Regions from separate parts of the Homo sapiens genome. Here region 2 is linked to region 1. The links are chromatin loops, found by intact Hi-C in ENCODE. Cell type or tissue: heart left ventricle. All regions are shown on one strand. Links, peaks and the distances in the headings refer to the core of each region. The heading gives the core; the rest is flanking DNA.

Region 1 (11,438 bases), core at 3,710-6,209:
AGGTGTAAGCCATCATGCCTGGCCCGACTTGCATTCTTTTCTTTTTCTTTCTTTCTTTTTTTTTTTTTTTATTCTTGAGATGTGGTCTTGCTCTATCGCCCAGGCTGGAGTGCAGTGACACGATCATAGCTCACTGCAGCCTCCAACTCCTGGGCTCAAGCAATCCTCCCGTCTCAGCCTCCTGGATAGCTAGGACTACAGGTGCACCCTACCATGCCTGGCTAATTGTTTTTTATTTTTTGTAGAGACTGGGTCTAGCTACATTGCCCAGGCTGGTCTCAAACTCCTGGGCTCAAGCAATCCTCCTGCCTCTGCCTCTGGAAGTGCTGGGGTTACAGGTGTGAGCCACCACGCCCAGCCAGGGCTGGTATTCAGGAAACATAATGAACTCTGCAACTTGCTAAGAAGACAACAACCCAATTAAAAATGGGTGAAAGGTTTGAATATACATTTCACCGAAGAAGATATACAAACAGCCCATAAGCACATGAAAAGATGACTAACATCATTACTCATCCAGGCAATACAGATCAAAACAAGAGATACCACTTCCCATCAAGGGAAATGGCTAAAAATTTGAAAAGCTGACAATACCAAGTGCTGATGAGGATGCAGAACAACTGAAATGCTCGTAGTGTTGGTGGAAATAAAAAATGGTACAATCACTTCGGAAAACAGTTGGGCAGTTTCTTAAAAAGTTAAAAATAGTGGCCGAGTGCAGTGGCTCATGCCTGTAATCCCGGCACTTTGGGAGGCTGACGCGGGCAGATCACGAGTTCAGGAAATCGAGACCATTCTGGCTAACACAGTGAAACCCCATCTCTACTAAAAATACAAAAAATTAGCCGAGCGTGGTGGCAGACACCTGTAGTCCCAGCTACTCGGGAGGCTGAGGCAGGAGAATGGCGTGAACCCAGGGGGCAGAGCTTGCAATGAGCTGAGATCGCACCACTGCACTCCAGCCTGGGCAACAGAGCAAGACTCCGTCTCAAAAAAAAAAAAAAGTTAAAAATAGGAGCTCGAGGCAGGCAGATAGCTTGAGCCCAGGAGTTGGAGACCAGCCTGGGCAACATGGCGAAACCCCATCTCTACCAAAAATCCAAAAACAATTAGCAGGGCATGGTGGCGTGTGCCTGTGGTCCCAACTACCTGGAAGGCTGAGGCACAAGAATCGCTTGAACCCAGGAGGCAGAGGTTGCAGTGAGCCAAGATTGTGCCACTGCACTCTAGCCTGGATGACAAAGTGAGACCTTGTCTCAAAAAAAAAAAAAGAAAGTTAAAAATACACCTCCCATATAACCCAACCACCCAAGAGAAGCAAAAATATGTGTCCATAGAAAGTTTTATAAACAAGTGTTCATACCAGCTTTACTCATAACAGCCCAAAAGTAAAATCTCCATCAACCAGTGCCTGTACAAACAAAAGTAGGGCAGCTGTTTTTCATTTTAATTTTATTTTTATTTTTGAGACAGGGTCTCACTCTGTCACCCAGGCTGAGTGTAGTGGTGCAATCATGGTTCACTGCAGCCTGGAAGTTCCTGGGCTCAAGTGATCCTCCCACCTCAGCTTCCTGGGTAGCTGGGACCAAAGGCGAGTGCTACCATGCCCAGCTAACTTTTTATTTTTTGCAGCTGGAGTCTCACTATGTTGCCAAAGCTAGTCTCGAACTCCTGGACTGAAAGGATCCTCCTGCCTCAGCCTACCAAAGTGCTGAGATTACAGGATTGAGCCGCCATGACCAGTCTTCATTTTTATTTTAGAACAGAGACAGGTCTCTGTCACCCAGGCTGGAGTGTGGTGGCATGATCATGGCTCACTGCAGCCTCGACCTCCTGGGCTCAAAGAATCCTCCCACCTCAGCCTCCCCAGTAGGGGACTACAGGCATGCGCCATCACGCCTGGCTGAACTTTTTTTTTTTTTTTTTTTTTTTTTTTTTTTTTTTTTTTTTTGTAGAGACAGGGTCTTGCCATATTGCCCAAGCTGGTCTTGAACTCCTGGACTCAAGCAATTCCCCCCACCTCAGCCTCCCAAAGTGCTGGGATTAAAGGTATGAGCCACCATGCCTGGCCCAAAGTGGTATATTTATATAATAGAATACTTCTTAGCAATAAAGAACTACTGATATGTGCAACATAGATGAATGCTTTTTTTTTTTTTTTGAGATGGAGTCTCGCTCTGTCACCCAGGTTCAAGCGATTCTCCCGGGTTCAAGCGATTCTCCTGTCTCCACCTCCCAAGTAGCTGGAACTACAGGTGTGTGCCACCACGCCCGGCTAATTTTTGTATTTTTAGTAGAGACAGGGTTTCACTATGTTGACCAGGCTGGTTTCGAACTCCTGACCTCAGGTGATCCACCCGCCTCAGCCTCCCAAAGTGCTGGGATTACAGGCGTGTGCCACCACGCCCGGCCGGATGAATGTTTAAAACATTTTGCTAAGTAGAAGAAACTAGACACGAAGGACTCCATATTGTATGAATCCGTTCATATGAAATTTCAAAACCGTATACACAGAATGCAGATTAGTGGTTGCCTGGGCCTGGAAACACAGATTGGCTGCAAATGGGCACAGAGAACTTTCTGGGTAGTAGAAATGTCCTAAAACTGGGGTGTGGTGATAGTTGCACAACTCTATGTTTATACTAGAAGTCATCAAACCATACAATTAATTTTTAGTAGAGACGGGGTTTCATCATGTTGGCTAGGTTGGTCTCAAACTCCTGACCTCAGGTGACCCACCTGCATTGGCCTCCCCAAGTGCTGGGATTACAGGTGTGAGCCACTATGCTGGGCCCAAACCATACACTTAAGATGGGAGAGGCCGGGCATAGTGGCTTATACCTGTAATCCCAGCACTTTGGGAGGCCGAGGTGGGTGAATTGCTGGAGCTCAGGAGTTTGAGACCAGCCTGGGCAACATGGCGAAAATCTATCTCTACAAAATAATACAAAATGTAGCCAGGTGTGGTGGTGCATGCCTGTAGTCCGAGCTACTGGGGAGGCTAAGGTGAGAGGATTGCTTCAGCCCAGGAGGTTGAGGCTGCAGTGAGCTGTGATCACACTACCACACTCCAGCCTGGGTGACAGAGTGAGACCCTGTCTCTAAAAAAGTTAAAAAAATTTTTTAAAAAGGGCCGGGCATGGTGGCTCACGCCTGTAATCTCAGCACTTTGAATACACATTTCACCAAAGAAGATATATAAACAGCCCATAAGCACATGAAAAGACGGCCGAGGCAGGCAGATCACTGAAGGTCAGGAGTTTGAGACCAGCCCGGCCAACGTGGTGAAACCCTGTCTCTACTAAAAATACAAAAATTAGCTGGGCGTGGTGGCACACACCTGTAGTTCCAGCTACTTGGGAGGTGGAGGCAGGAGAATCGCTTGAACCCGGAAGGCGGAGGTTGCAGTGAGCTGACATCGCACCACCATGCTCCAGCCTGGGCAACAAAGCGAGACTCCATCTCAAAATAAATAAATATAAATAAATAAACAAACTAGATTATGAATGAATGAATGAATGATACTTACCCAAGAGGTGAGAAGTCCAGGACACCATTCTCACCTCCTTAGGACATAGCACTCAGGTCTGAGTGGCTTGTGGTGATCAGCCCAGCTGGTCAGACACCACAGGTCATCACACAGCCGGTCTGGCCTCCCAACCAGCCAGCATCCCCTCTGAGGCAGAGATCAGGCGTGAGAACCCTGTCCCTGGCACTGGAGGCTCCTGCAGATGACCCTGCAGTCCTTACCACCCGCCTGACACTGTCCCACCTCCCAGAGGCCACCTGTGTCTTTTCTCCCACCTGCTTCACTTCTCCTATTTGCATTACCTACTGACACCTAGCCTGATGCCACCTCCTCCAGGAAGTCTCTCAGGACCTTCGGCCCACAGAGACCTCAGGATCACATGTGGAGCCAAGGAGGAGAGAGTATGCTGTTCTTGTCTGTCTTCGTCATGCCACCTGGGAGCTTACAGGCAACTTCAGGCAGGGCCATAGTCTCTCCTCTCTGGGAACCCAGCCTGAGCCATGGTGCCTGGCACAGAGCCATGATCTGGAATTCCCACGACAACACACCTACAGCCGCCCAGAGGACACAAATCCCCAGAAACACTACTCCCAGGGAACGCTCCCAAAATTAACCTCCAGCCCTCCTGAACCACCCCCCAGCAGCCTCCAGTATGAAGAACCTACTGTTGCCGGGCACGGTGGCTCATGCCTGTAATCCCAGAACTTTGGGAGGCTGAGGCGGGCAGATCACAAGGTCAGGAGTTTGAGACCAGCCTGGCCAACAGAGTGAAACCCTGTCTCTACTAAAAATACAAAAAAATTAGCCAGGCATGGTGGTGGGCACCTGTAGTCCCAGCTACTAGGGAGGCTGAGGCAGGAGAATCACTTGAACCCAGGAGGCGGAGGTTGTGGTGAGCCGAGATGGTGCCATTGCACTCCAGCCTGGGCGACAGATCGACACTCAAACAAAACAAAACCAAAAACAAAAAAACGAACCTACTGTCTACCAGGCATTGCACGAATGTGGCCTCATGTCCTCCCCAGCCCCTGCACAAGGCAGAGGTCCTCTGACAGGTGGAGCTTCCCGAGTGCAGAGAAGTTCGGGGACTCAAAGTCACACACTGCTAAGTGGCTGTCCTGGAATCAGACCCGGGTCTGGCCCTTCCCTACCTCCCATCCTGCCGAGCCCAGCCCTGGAATAACATTTGTGAGCCCCCTGGCCTCTGGGGACAGCGTCCGCCTGCCACGGCTCACAAAGGAAACCAAAGAGCTGGCAGGAGAGGAGAACCAAGGCGGCATTCAGTCAGGCCCGGCCACCCTTGCTGTGGGAGGGGGAGAAGGGTGCAGAGGGGGAGCAGCCCCCCTGTCCCCGAGGAGCACCCGGAAGGGGAGAGGGGAGAATAGTGAACAGGAAGAAGGGGGAGGCCACCTGCCCTCGTGTGACTCAGCTGTGCTGGTGGGACAGAGGAAGAGAGAGGGATTCTTGGAAAACGCTGGGACTTGATGATAAATTGGCCTCTGGCCACACTGTGGCCGACGTGGGAGGCGGGGAAGCCTGGGGCAGTCCCAGCTCCAAACCCCAGACTTTCTCCGAGTGGCTGTGAGCCCTTGGCCCAGAGAGAGCCTCAGTTTCATTACCTGTAAAATGGGGTACAAGTGTCACCACCTCCTGGGAGTGAGGCAGAGAAGACACCCCAGGAGTATGCCCGGCTGCTCGGGAAGGGGACTGTCACTACTCTCTGGAGGCCCTGGTGCACAGGACGGACAGGCGAGGGCGGGGTGGCATTCAGACCAACAGTCCCCCTTTTGTGCCACCCTCCGATGCCGTTTCCCAGAGACAAGCCCCGGCTGCATTTCACGCCTTCCATTTCAGCTGCCCGGGGGTGGCGGGCTGCAGCCTCGGAACTCTGCCAATCAGGGCCCCGGCGGAGGGGGACGGGTGCCAAATAGAGCAGTGGAAAGCCCATCTTGGTTTGGCGGGCCAGCCTCATCCTGGGGCGAGGGAGGCAGGAGCCAGGAAGCGGGCACGCCTGCAGAGACCCCGGACGTGGCTCTCTCCCGGAGGGGCAGGTGCTTGGCAGGGACACTGCTGCTGGCTGGGGTGGGTCACATCCAGCCTTCACCAGAGCCCACTCTCTCCAGGGCCCTCGGGGGTCCCAGCAGCTGGGGTGCTCATGCCCACACTTCCTGAGGTGTAACCCGCAGTCCCCACAATCAGGCCCCAGAGGTAGGCTCAGCACAGCCCCTGCCCACATGCCACAAGCCCTAGGGCACCAGGCACAACAGCACCTCTCGGAGGAGCAAGGGACCCGTAACCGGGAGCCTGGGCAGGCAGCACCTGCGGGGCAGAGGGTCTGGGATCCCGCAAAGGAAACTGACCACACTCTGCCAGGTCCACCCAACACCCAAGGATCTGGTGGGGCTGGAAGGCAGCAGGGGATCTAGAGAGTATGAGAGACAGGCAGGGTCTCCTGGACGTGCCCCAGCAATCAGGCTGAGGGGATGAGGGGCCACAGAGAGACTCCAAGCCAGGGGTCCCCCACAATCAGACAAGCACACCAGCAAGACCGCTCTGGGAGCTGAGGATGATGGTGAACTGGCAGCAGGGGCGGTGGGGGGGGGTTGGGGTGCAGGGAGAGAAGCCAGCTGGGGGCTGCTGAGATGGAAGCAGATCCCTAAAATGTGACCGGGTGCGGTGACTCATGTCTGTAATCCCAGCACTTTGGGAGGCCAAGACAGGAGGATCACCTGAGGTCAGGAGTTCAAGACCAGCCTGGGCAACATGGCGAAACCCCATCTCTACTAAAAATAGAAAAATTAGCTGGGCGTGGTGGCGCATGCCTGTAATCCCAGCCACTTGGGAGACTGAGGCAGGAGAATCACTTGAACCCAGGAGGCAGAGATTGCAGTGAGCTGAGATGGTGCCATTGCACTCCAGCCTGGGCGACAAAGTGAGACTCCGTCTCAAAAACAAACAAACAACAAACAAAATGAGGCCTGATCTGGGACAGAGAGGGGACACTGGGAGGGAGGTGGGGGGAGGTAGGGGCTGCAGCAGAGAACTCAAAGCAACCACAGGGCACAAACCTGAGGGCAACCCAACGACAGGTGGGCAGGAATGGGACCAGCCTTTGCGGGGGAGGCCAGGCTGCACAACCCACCAGCTGAGAGACAGAGAGCTGCTGTGCCTCCCCAGGAACAGGAAAATGCAAACCCAGGGTGCCCCATCCAATGGGCAAGTCAAAAGGCCTGGCAATGCCAAGTATTGGAGAGGGGGCAGAGCAGTGGGTGGGTGGGCACGGATGGCACAGTGCCTGGGCTGGACAGGGAACGTAAGTGTACAGTGGAGGGATGGATGGTCCCCTAGAGGGTCCTCCCTGGCAATTGGCCTGCCTGCCCTGGAGCCACCCACAGGATGAACTCCATTGTAAGAGCAGGGAGGGGTGGTTTGGTGGTGGGAGGGGACTGGGGTGGGGTAACTGGGGACTTTATTTATTTATTTATTTATTCATTCATTCATTTATTTATTTTTGGAGACAGGGTCTCCCTCTGTTGCCCAGGCAAGAGTGTAGTGATGCAATCATAGCTCACTGTAGCCTTGAACTCCTGGGCTCAAGTGATCCTCCTTCCTTAGCCTCCCGAGTAGTTGGGACCACAGGTGTATGCCACCATATCCGGCTAATTTATGTAAAGAGAGGATCTCACTATGTTGCCCAGGCTGGTCTTGAACTCCTGGCTTCAAGTGATTCTCTTGGCTCAGCCTCCCAGAGTGCTGGGATTACAGGCATCAGCCACCATGCCCAGCCTTTGTTATATTTCTAAGGTTTGTTTCCTAGCCCTATGGGGTGCACATGGGTGTTCAATGTATCCTGTCTACTCCTTTGAATATCTAACAGATTTCTTAAACTTTTTTTTTTTTTTGTCAGAGTCTCCCTCTGTCGCCCAGGTTTTTTTGTCAGAGTCTCCCTCTGTCACCCAGGTTGGAGTGCAATGGCGTGATCTCGGCTCACTGCAACCTCCACCTCCCGGGTTCAAACCATTCTCCGGCCTCAGCCTCCCGAGTAGCTGGGATTACAGGCATCTGCCATCATGCCCAGCTAATTTTTGTATTTTTGTAGAGATGAGGTTTCACTATGTTGGCCAGGCTGGTCTTGAACTCCTGACCTCAGGTGATCCACCTGCCTTGGCCTCCCAAAGTGCTGGGATTACAGGCATGAGCCACCATGCCCGGCTTCTTAATCATTTTTTTAAAAGAAAAATAAAGATAGGCTAGGTACGGTGGCTCACGCCTGCAATCCTAGCACTCTGGGATGCCAAGGCAAGATCATTTGAGGCCAGGAGTTCGAGACCAGCCTGGACAACACAGTGAGACCTCACCTCCTATTAAAAAAAAAAAATTAGCCAGGCATGGTGACACACACCTGTAGTCCCAGCTACTTAGGAGGCTAAGGTGGGAGGATTGCTTGAGTCCAGAAGTTTGAGGCTGCAGTGAGCTGTGATCTGTGATCCTGCCACTGAACCCCATCCTGGGCCACAGAGCAAGACTCTATTTTTTTTTTTTTTTTTGAGACCGAGTCTCACTCTGTCACCCATTCTGGAGTGCAGTGGCACGATCTCAGCTCACTGCAACCTCCGCCTGCTGAGTTCAAGCGATTCTTGTGCCTCAGCTTCCCAAGTAGCTGAGCCCACAGGAGTGCACCACCACAACTGGCTAATTTTTGTATTTTTAGTAGAGACGGGGTTTCACCATGTTGGCCAGGCTGGTCTCGAACTCCTGACCTCAGGTGATCCGCCTGCCTTCACCTCCCAAAGTGGTGGAATTACAGGCGTGAGCCACCACGCCTGACCTAAGACCCTATTTCTAAAAAAAAAAAAAAAAAAAATAAGAGACACAAGGGGAGGGAGAAGGAAACATTATCTCCACTGCACAGCCACCAAGAGGCAAGCCCCCAACAGAGAGGACCCCAAAATGCTCACTGCCAGGCCAGGCTTTCTGAGCCAATGGTGAGCCCTTCTCTGAGCATGAAGGGGGCTCCCCAAGCCCTACCCAGCACCCCAATGCCCACACATGCACTAGAATGCCAGTCCCACCCCAATCCTGCACCATGCAGAATCCAGCAGGGGGTCTTGGGTGTAACACCACTCCAGGCTGGCACCTCACCTGCTCCACGGACCCCACTGCCCATCCATCCCACACAGCTTTGTTTGCATTTGCCCAAGGCTCAGGGAATCTGAGAAGGTTGACTTAGGTCACCCAGTGGTGAAGCTAGAGTCTCCACATCCTCCCTGACCAGGGCAAGAAGAGGGCAGGGCTGGACGGCCCCTTCCCTGTGAGTCTTGCCGGCTCTGAGGCGGAACCTGAAGCTCTGAGCCTTATACCCACTATCCCTCAGGCCTGGGAGAGCTGATGGGAGGGTGCCCGGCTGTCTGTACTGCTGTCTCCACCCATACTTGGTCAGTCTTCTCTGCCAGGCCTGCGGGGAGCTGCAGCCCCAGCTGTGCAGGCAACACACACAGCTGCTGGCCAGCAGTAGAGGTACGAGGGAGCCCCAGGAAGAATGGGGTGGGGATAAATCCCGAGCTGCCCTGAGAGCACCCATTGGCCTGGCGGCCATCCAGATAGTGGGGACAGCTGACAGCCAGCGTGGGGATAGGGCCTTGCCCCAGCATCACAGCAGATCCAGGGCTGGAACCCAGGCTCCACAAGCCCACGTGGCTTCAAACAGGAGGGAGGGAGATGAAACTGGCAAGACCACAGTGGATAGTGTGGACCAGGTTTACACAGTGCAGGGCTCTGGGCTCCTGGGCTGAGCAGGGCAGGACAGACCCAGGCCAAGTGCCCCAGTCAAACCCCAACTTCTCTGGCACCTGCAGCTGGGAGACAAGCAAGGGTTGAGTCTAGAAGCCTGGGTTCCGGTCCCACATGCTACCTTTCTCACTATGTCCGAGCTCAGGGCTGTGGTTCCTCAGTTTTAGAGGAGGCATCTTCTGGCCAGGCCTGGTGGGAGGCTGAGGTGTGTGGAACACCTGTGGTCAGGAGTTCGAGACCAGCCTGGCCAACATGGTGAAACCCCATCTCTACTAAAATACAAAAATTAATTGGGCGTGGTGGTGTGCGCCTGTAATCCCTGCTACTTGGGAGGCTGAGGCAGGAGAATCGCTTGAACCAGGGAGGCGGAGGTTGCAGTGAGCTGATATCGCGCCATTGCACTCCAGCCTGGGTGACAGAGTAAGACTCTATTTCAAAAAAATTTTTAAAATAAAAAAAATAAAAAATAAAGGAGGCATCTTCCTTGCCCTGCCAACAGCCTGAGGGACCACAGGGCCCTGGGAACGCCCAGCCTGTCTGTCTCGCGGGAGCTAGACACACACACAGAGTTGGCATGCTCAGAACCACCAGCCACAAAAAAAGGTCCAACGCTGAAAATAACCCACACATCCATTACCATTAGAATGAGTCAATAAGGCCAGGCATGGTGGCTCGTGCCTGTAATCCCAGCACTTTGGGAGGTCAAGGCGGGTGGATCACTTGAGGCCAGCAGTTCGAGACCAGCCTGGCCAACATGGTGTAACCCCATCTCTACTAAAAATACAAAAATTAGCCTGGTGTGGTGGAGGGCACCTGTAATCCTAGCTACTTGGGAGGCTGAGGCAGGAGGATCACTTGAGCCCAGGAGATAGAGGCTGCAGTGAGCCGAGATCACGCCAGCGCACTCCAGTCTTAGCAACAGAGCAAGACTCTGTCTCAAAAAAACAAAAAAAACAAAACAAACAAACAAAAAACAATGCCAGGCGCAGTGGCTCACGCCTGTAATCCCAACACTTTGGGAGGTGGAGGTGGGCGGATCACCTGAGGTCAGGAGTTTGAGACCAGCCTGGCCAACATGGTGAAACCCCGTCTCTACCAAAAATACAAAAAAAAAAAAAATTAGCCGGGCATTGTGGCGGGTGCCTGTAATCCCAGCTACTCGGGAGGCTGAGGCAGGAGAATCACTTGAACCCTGGAGGTGGAGGTTGCAGTGAGCCGAGATCACGCTATTGCACTGCAGCCTGGCAACAAGAGCGAGACTCCGTCTCAATAATAATAACAATAATAATAATAAGTAAATAAGTTGTGGTTTGTTCACACAATAGAATAACATACAGCAATGAGAATGAATGAATGCCAACTGCATGCAATGATGTGTAAGGACCTTGCAATTACAATCTCAAGTGAAAGAAGTCGGACATAAAAAGAGTGCACACAAAAGAAGACATACAAGCGGCCAAGAACCATATAAAAAATGCCCAGCATCACAGATCATCAGAACATGCAAATTAAAATCACAATGAGATACCATCTTAAGCCAGTAAGACTGGCTATTATTCAAAAGCCTGAAAACAATGCATGTTGGAGAGGATGTGGAGGAAAGGGAACGCGTATACACTGTTGGTAAGAATGTAAATTAGTACAACCTTTATGAGAAATGGTGCAGAGATTTCTCAAAGAACTGAACATAGAATGGCCCTTCCATCCAGCAATCCTACTAATTGCCATCTACCCAAAGGAAAATGATTCATTCTATCCAAAGGATACCAGCACTGGTATGTTGATCACAGCACAATTCACAAGAGCAAAGATATGGAATCAACATATGTGTCCGTCAAGGGAGGACTGGATAAAGAAAATGCGGTATATGTCTACCACGGAATGCCACTCAGCCATCAAAAAGAATGAAATCAGGCCGGGCACGGTGGCTCACGCCTGTAATCCCAGCACTTTGGGAGGCCGAGGCGGGTGGATCATGAGGTCAGGAGATCAAGACCAGCCTGGCTAACACGGTGAAAACCCGTCTCTACTAAAAATATAAAAAAATTAGCCGGGCGTGGTGGCGGGCGCCGGTAGTCCCAGCTACTTGGGAGGCTGAGGCAGGAGAATGGCGTGAACC
Region 2 (11,438 bases), core at 1-2,500, 80 kb after region 1:
CACCACACCTGGCTAATTTTTGTATTTTTAGTAGAGATGGGGTTTCCCCATGTTGCCCAGGATGGTCTCGAACTCCTGACCTCAGGTGATCAGCCTGCCTCAGCCTCCCAAAGTGCTGGGATTACAGGCGTGAGCCACTGCGCCTGGCCTCTTCTTTTTGTTTTTGTTTTGAGACAGCGTCTTGCTCTGTGGCCCAGGCTGGAGTGCAGTGGTGCAATCACAGCTCACACAGCAGCTCAACCTCCTAGACTCAAGCTATCCTCCCGCCTCAACCTCCGAGTAGCTGGGACTACACGTATGCGCCACTACACCTGGCAAATTTTTGTATATTATGTAGAGACAGCGTTTCACCATGTTGCCTACCCCTGTCTCCACTGCTGCCACCCCTTGCCCAGATGGCACCAGTGCCTGGGTCCTTCCTGGGCTTCCTGTACCCACTCTCCCAGTACCCATTTGTCTGCCCAACAGCCAGAAAAATTGAATTAGAAACATCCAGCCAGTCTTTGTACAAAACCTTCCCATTAGCCAGGCATGGTAGCTCATGCCTGTAATCCCAGCACTTGGGGAGGCTGAGGTGGGCCGATCACTTTAGGTCAGGAGTTTGAGACCAGCCTGGCCAACATGGTGAAACCCCATCTCTACTAAAAATACAAAAATTAGCCAGGTGTTGTGGCGTGTGCCTGTAATCCCAGCTACTCGGGAGGCTGAGGCAAGAGAAACCTGAACCCAGGAGGCAGAGGTTGCAGTGAGCCGAGATCACGCCACTGCACTCCAGCCTGGGTGACAGAGCGAGACTCCCTCTCAAAAAACAAAATAAAATAAAATAAATACAAATTGGCCGGGTGTGGTGGCAGACACCTGTAATCGCAGCTACTCGGGAGGCTGAGGCAGGAGCATCGCTTGAACCCAGGAGGCGGAGTTTGCAGTGAGCCAAGATTGCACCATTGCACTTCAGCCTGGGCGACAGGAACGAAAAAAAAAAAAAAAGAAAAAACAACCTTTCTATCTCCCTCCCTCCCTCCCATCTCATGCAGTAAAACCCCAAGTGCTGGCCCTGCCTGGTCAGCCTCCCCACCAACGGCCTCGACCTCCACTAGTTTCCCCTCACCTGCTCCTCCCTGGCCCCTGGCTTTGCTCAGACCTGTGGGGCTCACTCCACCCTGGGGCCTCTGTTGTCCCCTCTGCCTGGATGTCCTTCCCCCAGATGGGGTGAGGAAGGGAGCTCTGAAAGGCTTCCCTAGCCGCCTTCCTTAAATTGCAACACTGCGTCTTGCCCACAACCCCACACTACTTCCTGCCCCGCTTCCCTGTTTTGTTTCTCTCTGCCAGACTTACCACCAGTGAACATGCCATGTCTTCTTATCTGTTTTCTTGTTGTTGTTGTTGTTTTGACAGGGTCTCACTCTGTCATCCTGGCTGTACAGTGGTACAATCATAGCTCACTGTAGCCTTGAACTCCTGGGCTCAAGCGATCCTCCTGCCTCAGCCTCCCAAGTAGCTGGGACTACAGGTACACACCACTATGCCCAGCTAATTTTTAAATTTTTTTTTTGAGATGGGGTCTTGCTCTGTTGCCCAGGCTTGAGTGCAGTGGCACGACCACAGCTCACTGCAGCAACCATGGCTCATTGCAACCTTGACCTCCCAGGCTCAAGTGATCTTCCCACCTCAGCCTCCCAAGTCAGTGGGACTCTAGGGCATCCACCACCATGCCTGGCTAATTTTAAATGTTTTTATAGAGGCTGGACATGGTGGCGTGTGCCTGTAATCCCAGCTACTTGGAAGGCTGAGGCACGAGAATCGCTTGAACCCAGGAGGTGGAGGTTGCAGTGAGCCGAGATGGCGCCACTGCACTCCAGCCTGAGTGACAGTGATACTCTGTCTCAAAAAAAAAAAAAAAAAGTTTTTGTAGAGAGAGAGGTCTTGCTATGTTGCCCAGGCTGGCCTCAAACTCAGAGGCTCAAAGGATCCTCCCGCCTCAGCCTCCCGAAGTGCTGGGATTTATAGGCATGACCGCTGTGTCCAGCCCTATCTGTTTTCTCTCTCCTACCAGAATGCAAGTTCTAAGGGGTCAGGGGTTTGCTGTTCTTTATGTTGGTGTTCCCAGCACCTAGAGCAGGACTTGCCCGTAGCAGGGGCCCAGTGGATACTGGTTGAATGAATGACGTGGGGCTCTGCACATTTGGCTCAAACTCCTGCACCTGCCTCTGGGGCTGACTCTTGACCACCCAGGTTCACTGTGGTTTCCACCCTCCAGCCTGCTCGCTGAGATGACGGCCTGGGTCTCCCAGATGGGGACTTTGGGCAGCCTTCAAGGCCCTCTGGGGGTCCATCGTGCTTCCCAAGCAGTAGACCCAGCCTAGGCTTTGATGTCTGATGTCTGACCACTGGGGATTCCATCTCCTCCTCCCCTTACTTCAAGATGTGGCCTTGGGCAGGTGGCTTAACTGCTCTGTGGCTTTGGGTGCTAAGAGATGGTGCACGTGTGAGCGCTTAGCGCCGCACCATCTCACTGGCCTGCGGTGGCTCCTCAGCGCGTCTCAGCCACTGTTACATTTCCCAACGTCCCTGCCTCCTGTCTGTTTCCAGCATTGACCGAGTGCCTGCTGGGCTGAGGCTTTGTGTGCAATGTCTGTTTTTTTATTTATTTATTGAGACGGAGTCTCGCTCTGTCACCCAGGGTTGAGTGCATGTGATCTTAACTCACCGCAACCTCCGCCTTCAGGGTTCAAATGATTCTCCTGCCTCAGCCTCCCAACTAACTGGGACTACAGGCACCCACCACCATGCCTGGCTAATTTTTTGTGTTTTTAGTAGAGATGAAGTTTCACCATGTTGGCCAGGCTGGTCTCGAACTCGTGACCTCAGGTGATCTGCCTGCCTCGGCCTCCCAAAGTGCCGGGATTACAGGCGTGAGCCACCGTGCCCGGCCGTGTGTGCGATGTCTTCTCTGAGAGGTGGGCACCAAGTGAGGAACTAAGTTCTGGGAGGTTGTCACTTGGTCCAAGGTCGCAGCCAGGAGGATGCAGTGGAGTTGGGAGACCCACCCGGTGCCCACTTCTTTGCCCCTGAAGTCACCAGAATTCCCTGCCTGACGCCCCTGGCCAGAACAGAGGAACAGAGTCGCCAAGCTGCCCTCTTGGAGCACCCATGGGTGCACCCTGTAGCCCCCACCATGGCCCCTCCACCCACACTCTCGGCTGTTCCCTTGGATTGGGGGTCCTGCAGCTTGGCAAGACCTCCAATCCTTGGCCCACGGCAGCTGGAGAGCAGGGGCTGTACCTTTCTTCTTGGTCTGCCCTAGGCTTCTGTGGCTGCCACCTCCCCATTCACGTAATCCGGTTCCCCGTCCTCCTCGTCTGGGCTTCCCACCGGGCCAGGGGATGCTTCTCTCTGGAGTTGCCCTGTGGACCAGCGGGCAGACAGGTCATCGAGTGGTTCACATGGAGACACCCATGACTGCTCCCCCAGACTCAGACCCCCAGACTCCACAAAACAGCCCGCGGGAAATGCCACGCCCGACAGGTCCTGGCGGTGTGTGTCTGTCCTGTCTCTGGGATTTGCCGGAGATCGTCCTGCTGTGAGAGCAGGTGAATGCGTTACTCCATGCATGCAGCTGGATGGGGCGGCCTGCCCGGGAGGACCTGACCCCACCCTGGAGGCTGGGCGGCTGCCAAGGGCCGTCCTGTGTGGTTCAAGGTCTCTGCAGCTGCTCCTGCACCCAGGCATCACTGCGGGGTTAGCTGGACTGGCTGGAGGGAAGCCCACTTTCAGCCTGCCCTTCCAGGCCAGTCCCTCAAGCCTGCCCTAAGTGGACCACCCTGCCTCTTCTCCCGGCCACCTACCCATGACCTTCCTGGACTCGCGCCACTGATGGATGGATGCTGAGTTCTGATAATCCTCAGATTCCTCATCTTCTTCCGGGGAGGCAGAGGGACAGAGACCAGAAGTGGGGCCAGTCTTCAGGGCCAGTGACAGGCTGAGGTCCCCTCTGCAGAGGCCACCTATGCCCTCCTGCTGGGCACCTGCAGAGAGGGAGAATAGGCCCCCCTTGGCTCAGTCCCACAGAGGCACCAGGAGCCAATAGAGCTGCCTCCGAGGATAGTAGGGGCAAGGCTCTACCGAAAGGTACCTGGGGATCCGAGAGCCTTCAGGCTTCAAAGTGGGGGCGGCCTTTGAGCAGTGGGGAGTGCAGGGGCACCTGGCCAAGGAGGCCTGCTGCTCCCAGCCCCAGCCTGCCTCTGGCTGGGCAGCCTCACCTGTCTCTGTGGTTTTCTGCTTGCAAATGAGCACATTCTCGTAGGAATTGGCATCATCATCTGCAGGAGAGAGAGGAGTGGGCACGGGGGTGTGGGCAGACCCTGCAAAGCCTGGCTCATCCTCCCGCTCTGTCCTGCCTTCCCTTTGCAGGGGACCTCTTCCGCCAAGCCCTAGCCCTCTGGGTCCCCCGGGACCTCAAGCCTTCTTCTGGATGAGCTTCCTAATGGGTGCTGGCCTGGTGCCCCTGCATGCTCTTCCCTGAGCCCTGAGCTCCTCTGTCTTCTTTGTTTCTTGTTGAGACGGTCTTGCTCTGTCACCCAGGCTGGAGAGCACTGGCAAAGTCAGCTCACTGTAGCCTCCAACTCCCGGCTCAAACGATCTTCCTACCCCGCAGCCTCCTGAGTAGCTGGAACTACAGGCATGCACCACCACGCCCAGCTAACTTTTAAAATTGTTTGTAGAGAGGATCTCGCTGTGTTGCCCAGGCTGGTCTTGAACCCCTAAGCTTAGGCAATCTTCCCAAAATGTTGGGATTACAGGCGTGAGTCACTGTGTCCAGCCTCTGTCTTCTGAGATCCCCTCCATATGCACTCTGGAGGGGGTACTCTGCGGGGGCTGCAATTCAGGCCCATGCCGGGTGGCTGGAGAGAGGGAGGGAGGCAGGGGCAGCCTCAGGGGTTCATCTCTATAATCAGGAGCTCTCCCTAGAGCCACTGCCGGGAAGGGGCTGGACTCTTCCAGATAGGGCAGGGCAGGCTGAGGATGCTTTGCTCGGGGACCCAGGCTGAGTATGGCACCTCAGCGCCTGGCACCCCATCTTGGCCTTGTAATGGGGAAGCTGGGCTCTGACTGATGCCCCACCCAAAATCCATCAGTGATGTTGGGGGTCCTAAGAAATGAGCACTGCCAGCCTGGCGGGGTGGCTCATGCCTGTAATCCCAGCACTTTGGGAGGCCAAGGCGGGCGGATCACCTGAGGTCAGGAGTTCAAGACCAGCCTGGCCAATATGGTGAAACCCTGTCTCTACTAAAAATACAAAAAATTAGCCAGGCGTGGTGGCAGGCGCCTGTAATCTCAGCTACTCGGGAGGCTGAGGCAGGAAAATCGCTTGAACCCGGGAGGCGGAGGTTGCAGTGAACCAAGATCGTGACATTGTACTCAACCTGGGTGACAGAGCAAGGCTGTGTCTCAAAAAAAAAATGGAGGTGGCAGTGGTGGGGGGCAGAAGAGGACCCCCCAACACCATGGTCCTACCCAGTATGGTCCAGGCAGGAGCCAGGTCATGGAGCTGGATTCAAACCGCAGGCCCATGCACCTCTCAGCAGGCACTGCCCACCCTGAGTCCTCAGTTGCCCTTTTTTGGGGGGATTTTTTTTTTTTTTGAGATGGAGTCTCACTCTGTTGCCCAGGCTGGAGTGCAATGGTGCGATCTTGGCTCACTGCAGCCTCCGCCTCCCGGGTTCAAGCAATTCTCCTGTCTCAGCCTCCCAAGTAGCTGGGATTACAGGCATGTGCCACCATGCCTGGCTAATTTTTTTTTTTTTTTTTTTTTGTATTTTTGTAGAGATGGGGTTTCACCATGTTGGCCACACTGGTCTTGAACTCCTGACCTCAGGTGATCCACCCACCTTAGCCTCCCAAAGTGCTGGGATTACAGGGGTGAGCCACCACACCCGGCCTCTCAGTTGCCCTTCCTATAAAGCAAAGGCATTCAGCGACCAGGTTTCTGGTGGCCTCAGAGCCTGCAGGGATCACCATCCCAGGTACCTTCTGGGGTCAGGAGAAGATGCTCAGTCCTCGTTGACAAGGACCTGGCCTCCCCCCACCTCCCCAAGCCAGCCCTCTAGTTCCCTGCCCTGTGGCCCACTCCTCTCTCCCACGCCCTGTGCCCACAGCTCTCCCACGCTGACCCGCCCGCCCCCTATCCCTTCTTGGCCCCCGCCTGCAGCACCAGCCTCCTTCTGTCCACCCAACCGGCTCTGCCGATTTACCCGAACCCAGGCCCAGCCTCCTCTCCTGCCTGGAGGTATGGCTTCTGCCCTGAGCTCCCACACCACTTCCTCCACCTCCGGCTTTGTCCTTCGCCTCACCTTCTGGGGGCTTCGAGAACCGCCCCCAGTTGTAATACTCCATGGCAATGGGGTCTCTGGCCAAGAAAACATATACAACACAGGTTTCAGGGCAGGCTGGAGATCGGGTTGGGGGCTCCATAAGGGGGCGGTGAGGCCAGGGCTGCTCCCACCATTGCTCCTCTTGGGGGCCATGGGGGTCTGCCAGGATCTCCTCTCTGATTCCCCCACCCCCACTTCCTGGGACCCCTGAGCCACCAGGGGCTGGAGCCACTTTTTTTTTTTTTTTTTTTTTTTTTTTTTGAGACAGAGTCTCTGTCACCCAGGCTGGAGTACAGTGGCATGATCTCGGCTCACTGCAACCTCAGCCTCCCAGGTTCAAGCGATTCTCCTGCATCAGCCTCCCGAGTAGCTGGGATTACAGGCACGCACCACCATGCCTGGCTAATTTTTTATTTTTAGTAGAGATGAGGTTTCACCATGTTGGCGAGGCTGGTCTTGAACTCCTGGCCTCAGGTGATCTGCCTGCCTTGGCCTCCCAAAGTCCTGGGATTACAGGCATGAGCCACCGCACCTGGTGAGCCACCTTGCTATGTGACCTTAGGCCATTCCCCATCGTTTGCCCATCTGTGAGATGATGCAACACCCCCGAGGGATTCTGGGTGTCCTGTAGCTTGTCTTTGACTGGGTGATGCTGAATGAGTCTCTATCCCCCGCCCCTGACACTCTGTGTCCCAGAGCAGGGCAAAGTCCAGTCCCCCAAACCCAGGGTTACCTAAGAGACAACAGTGTCGCCCAATGCCTGCCTGCCAGGAGAAGGAGGGGAACCTGGATGCCTCGTTCTAGTGCAAGAGGTGGTTCCTGGACCAGGAAGCCCAGGGCTGTGGCAGGCAGGTGGGGCAGGGGGAGAGGTGGGGCAGGGGGAGAGGTGGGGCAGGGGGAGAGGCGAGGCAGGGGGGACAGGATCAAGGTCACTCACATGTAGGCTTCCTCCGACCCGTGTCTGCTTCCTGCGGGAGGAGGCGAGAATTGGGCCTGAGCCCCTGGGTGTGGCCCCCACCATGGCCTCCCCCTTTCTCCAGGAGCCTACCTACCTTTGCTGAAGTTCTGGTACCTGGAAGATGCTGGATCTGGAAGAAAGACCCAGCTAATTGCTTTCTCCCCTGGCCCCTGCTTTGCACCCAGCTCGGGTGCTGCAGCCCAAGGCAGGGCCAGCTATTTCCCGTGTCTGAGCCTTTGCAGTGCTCCCTGTCCCCTCAGTGGGGCATGTGCGAGTGTGCACCCTCCCCCTGCCAGGCCGATTCCAGGAGCCTGCCCTGCCCCAGCCTGTGTGTCTCTCCTGGGGAGGCCTCGCCTGGCCCCGCAGCCCCCACTGCACGACGCCTGTCCCATGGGGTTTTCGCCTGTCTTAGTCCCAGCTTGGCTAGGCCTGTCCCTGTCCCTGCCCTGTGCCACTCACCCTCCAGGCTGGGGTAGAATTGCAACAGCTTGTCCTTCCTGCAGGGAGGGGGAAGGAGGGAGTTAAAGGAGGGGCTGTAGGGGAGAGGCCCCCCAGGACACATCCCCCCATACCCCTTGTGGGGCCTTCATAGCTGAGCCCTGGAGCTCTGGGACTCGGGGAGGGAGGGAGGTCTTGACCTGGGCTCACCAGGTGAGGACCTCCAGGACTTTCATTCTTGTCACTTCCTGGGGGACTGTGACCTACCTTGTGGGTGCCATGTCCGCCAGGGGTCCTGGCCATGCCTGCCCGACCACTACAAAGGGCAAGAAGTGGGGTGTTGGCTGGGCCCCCAGCTAGCCCAGCCCCCTCACCCCATCATCCCCCCACATCAGGCCTGGCCACGGTCTCAGGTCAATGGGGACCGAGATAACTTGATAGGGACACCCCCAACCCAGAGCCCAACCCGGGGACACTTGGAGACTCACAGGAGTAGGTCCGGGACCCCGTAAAGCTCTGTTGGTCCTCACGCCTGGAAATGCATGGGCTGTGCTGAGCCTGGGCCTGGACTCCCACAGCCCAAGAACACAGGGACAGGAGGGAGGGACAGGCAGGGATGAGGAGGGAAAGCAGAGGGACGGACTGGGGCGACAGTGGGGAGGAACTGCTGCCCTTTCAGGCCTCATTCTCACGGCTCCCCATGCTATCCCCATTCTCTGGCCCCTCCGTGCACTGGGTGCCCAACCCTCACACAGGGCCCTGGGCTGGAGCCCGGCTCTCAGCCAGACCCATCCCTGACATGGCCTCAACAGGGCCACATCCTGCCGGTGGGTCCCAGGCCCCTGGAGACGGGTCAGGAGGGGTCTGTGGACAGGGCTGTGGAGGTAGCCCTGAGATTCTGGGGCATGAGGGTGAATGAAGGCAGGTGCTCAGGGACCCAGCAATGACTTGGGGTAAATTATTTCAGCCAGGAGTGACGATGAGGCTGCCTCCCACCTGCTGGTCCCAGGGAGCGTTTGCAATTCCTTAAAAAAGCACACACTCACCCCGTCTCTACTAAAAATACAAAAAATTAGCCGGGCGCGGTGGCGGGCGCCTGTAGTCCCAGCTACTCGGGAGGCTGAGGCAGGAGAATGGCGTGAACCCGGGAAGCGGAGCTTGCAGTGAGCCGAGATTGCACCACTGCAGTCCGCAGTCTGGCCTGGGCGACAGAGCGAGACTCCGTCTCAAAAAAAAAAAAAAAAAAAAAAAAAAAAAAAAAAAAAAGCACACACTCTAGACCCGGCATGGTGGCTCACACCTGTAATCCCAGGGCTTTGGGAGGCCAAGGCAGGCGAATCACCTGAGGTTGGGAGTTCAAGACCAGCCTGACCAACATGGAGAAAACCCCGTCTCTACTAAAAATACAAAAATTAGCTGGGCATGGTGGCGCATGCCTGTAATCCCAGCTACTCGGGAGGCTGAGACAGGAGAATCGCTTGAAGCCAGGAGGCAGAGGTTGCAGTGAGCCAAGATCATTCTACTGCACTCCAGCCTGAACAAAAGTAAATGTGGCTCCATCTCTAAATAAATAAAGAAATAAATAATAGACTATTCCTAGCCTTCCTTGCACCAAAGTGTGGCCATGGATTAAGCTCTGGTCTATGAGATTCAAGCCAAGGTTGTTGATATTTCCAATAAATCTTTTTAAACGGGGGCACTGGCAACTGGGAGACACCCTTTGTATCCTTGTTCATTCTTTCTTCCTGCTGCTGGGAATGCAGAGATGAGGGCCGGCACCCCAGCTGCCATCTTGGACCATGAGGTGCTCTTGAAAATGGAAGCTGCCATTACAGATAATGGAGTGGATTAGCTCATTATTAAAGCAGGTTTGGGGGCTCCTCCTCTGAACCAGAATGGGTACCTGGCCCAGCCTTCCAAGCTCCTTGAAGACTGGGGCTCAGGGTGACCTGATTTAGGAGAGATACCCTAAATCCACAGGAGAGAGTCAGTCAGACGTGGCTTCCTGGGAGAAGCAACAGAGGAACGGAGCCTGTGCTCACAGCAGTCGCTTCATGCAGGCTGGTGGGACTGAGCCCAACCGAGGTGACAGATGGAGAGGCAGGCACAGGCATTCCAGGGAGAAGACCAAACAGCTCCCCTCCACCTCCCACATGGGGACGCTGAGTCTGGCCCTGACCATCTATGGCTCTAAGATCAATCAGGGGGCTGGGGGTGGGCAGGGCCTGAGGGGAGAGGGGAAGTGTCCGAGGAGTCAAGGGCATGGGGGGCATCGGGGGAGGTTGCAGGCGGCCAGAAAGCCACGTGGCCAGAAAGACCCAGAAAGGTCTAACCCTGGCCCACGATGAGCAAGGATGGGAAGATTCTATTTTCAAATCTCACTGTGGTTTTTCAGTTGCAAAAGGAAATGAGGAAGGATGTGTGTGCGGGTGTGCGTGTGTGGGTCATGAGTGACTGCTCGGGGGTGCACATGGACCTCCAAGGTTTCCTGGGCCCACAGCCATTCTCTTAATCAAAGGACACCTGTGGCCACTGCCCATGTGCCTGGGTTGTTCTGGGTTTCAGCCCCAGTCTGCAGTGTCGAACCCACTGCCCTTCCCTGGGTCTTTCTCACAGTCCTTCCCTGGTCCCCCGAGGGACTTGCCCACATCCTCCCCTGAGCTCCGGCAGTTTTTTCCAGGGGAGTCTCCGACAACGTTCACATTTCACCCTGTGCCGGGTTCTCTGTCTCTTGCATTGCAAGGGGAGAGCGGACTAGCCCCTGGGGATTGGGGTCAAAGGGAGGCTGAGGACACAGGTGCCTGGTGGACCTCTATTTTTTTTTTCTTTTCTTTTTTTCTTTTCTGAGACGGAATCTTGCTTTTTTGCCCAGGCTGGAGTGCAGTGGCACAATCTCGGCTCTCTGCAACCTCCACCTCCTGGGTTCAAGTGATCCTGCTGCCTCAGCCTCCAGAGTAGCTGGGAGTAGAGGGACCCACCACCACGCCCAGCTCATTTTTGTATTTTAGTAGAAATGAGGTTTCACCATGTTGGCCAGGCTGGTCTCAAACTCCTGACCTCAGGTGATCCACCTGCCTTGGCCTCCCAAAGTGCTGGGATTACAGGTGTGAACCATCGTGCCTGGCCAGATGCCTGGACTTCTGGAGGGGTTCACAGGCAAGCTGAAGAGTGGCTAGCCCCACAGCCCAGGCGTCCCCGCCTCCCAAAGCCCTCCCTAACCCAAGCTACAGCAGGGCCTGGACAGCCCCTGGACACTTTCTCTCCCTTCTCTGATGGCTAGGGACCCACTAGAACTTGGCACGGAGGAGGTGTGAGTGAAGGGGTGAAGGATGGGGTGCTAGGAATTCCCTTGAGGACGTCCATGCCCAGGGCACATGAATACACCAGGCTAGGGACATCGAGGCAACTCACAGACTTCTCTGCTGGTAGATTTTCTCTGACCTCTTTGCACCTGCAAGAAAAGGCCAGGATTAGCAAAGGGTCTGGGAGCAGCTGCGACCTGAGGTCAGACACCCCCCGCCATGTCTTGTCTCCAGCAGGACTCAGACAGGACTTGGGGGCCAAACTGTCAATCATCACCGGCCACCTGATATTAAAGAATATTTGGGACCAGGTGTGGTGGCTCCCTCCTGTAATTCCAGCACTTTGGGCCGAGGCGGGAGGATCACATG

Evidence for each region. Hi-C counts contacts between places; a loop is a spot of excess contacts. Peaks named below come from ENCODE experiments on the same cell type or tissue, not always from the same donor. Only the 100,000 strongest peaks of a DNase experiment are listed, where the experiment ranks them.
Region 2: a loop joins it to region 1, with 2.0 times the contacts of the local background. A loop is called at or near these places in 4 of 110 quality-filtered maps.

What each region holds. Positions count from the first base shown.
Region 1 is chr7:74,300,550-74,311,987 of GRCh38, reverse strand. All of the region lies in intron 1 of CLIP2 (CAP-Gly domain containing linker protein 2), which reads right to left. Among named protein-coding and RNA genes, the nearest start is that of CLIP2, 17 kb to the right of the region's middle. RefSeq lists enhancers at 3,437-4,075, 4,883-5,027 and a cis regulatory region at 4,950-4,960. In heart left ventricle, for the core only: no CTCF peak of the experiment used is centred there; DNase peaks (open chromatin) are centred at 4,937 and 5,468; H3K4me3 peaks cover 1,003 bases.
Region 2 is chr7:74,216,605-74,228,042 of GRCh38, reverse strand. It overlaps LAT2 (linker for activation of T cells family member 2), which reads right to left. Exons shown (of 14, transcript NM_032464.3): 4 at 11,179-11,218; 5 at 8,256-8,299; 6 at 8,035-8,083; 7 at 7,789-7,826; 8 at 7,424-7,459; 9 at 7,309-7,339; 10 at 6,351-6,406; 11 at 4,260-4,319; 12 at 3,846-4,025; 13 at 3,283-3,404. The coding sequence ends at 3,301. Among named protein-coding and RNA genes, the nearest start is that of LAT2, 12 kb to the right of the region's middle. RefSeq lists enhancers at 4,289-4,338, 7,106-7,954, 10,584-11,438. In heart left ventricle, for the core only: no CTCF peak of the experiment used is centred there; a DNase peak (open chromatin) is centred at 1,132.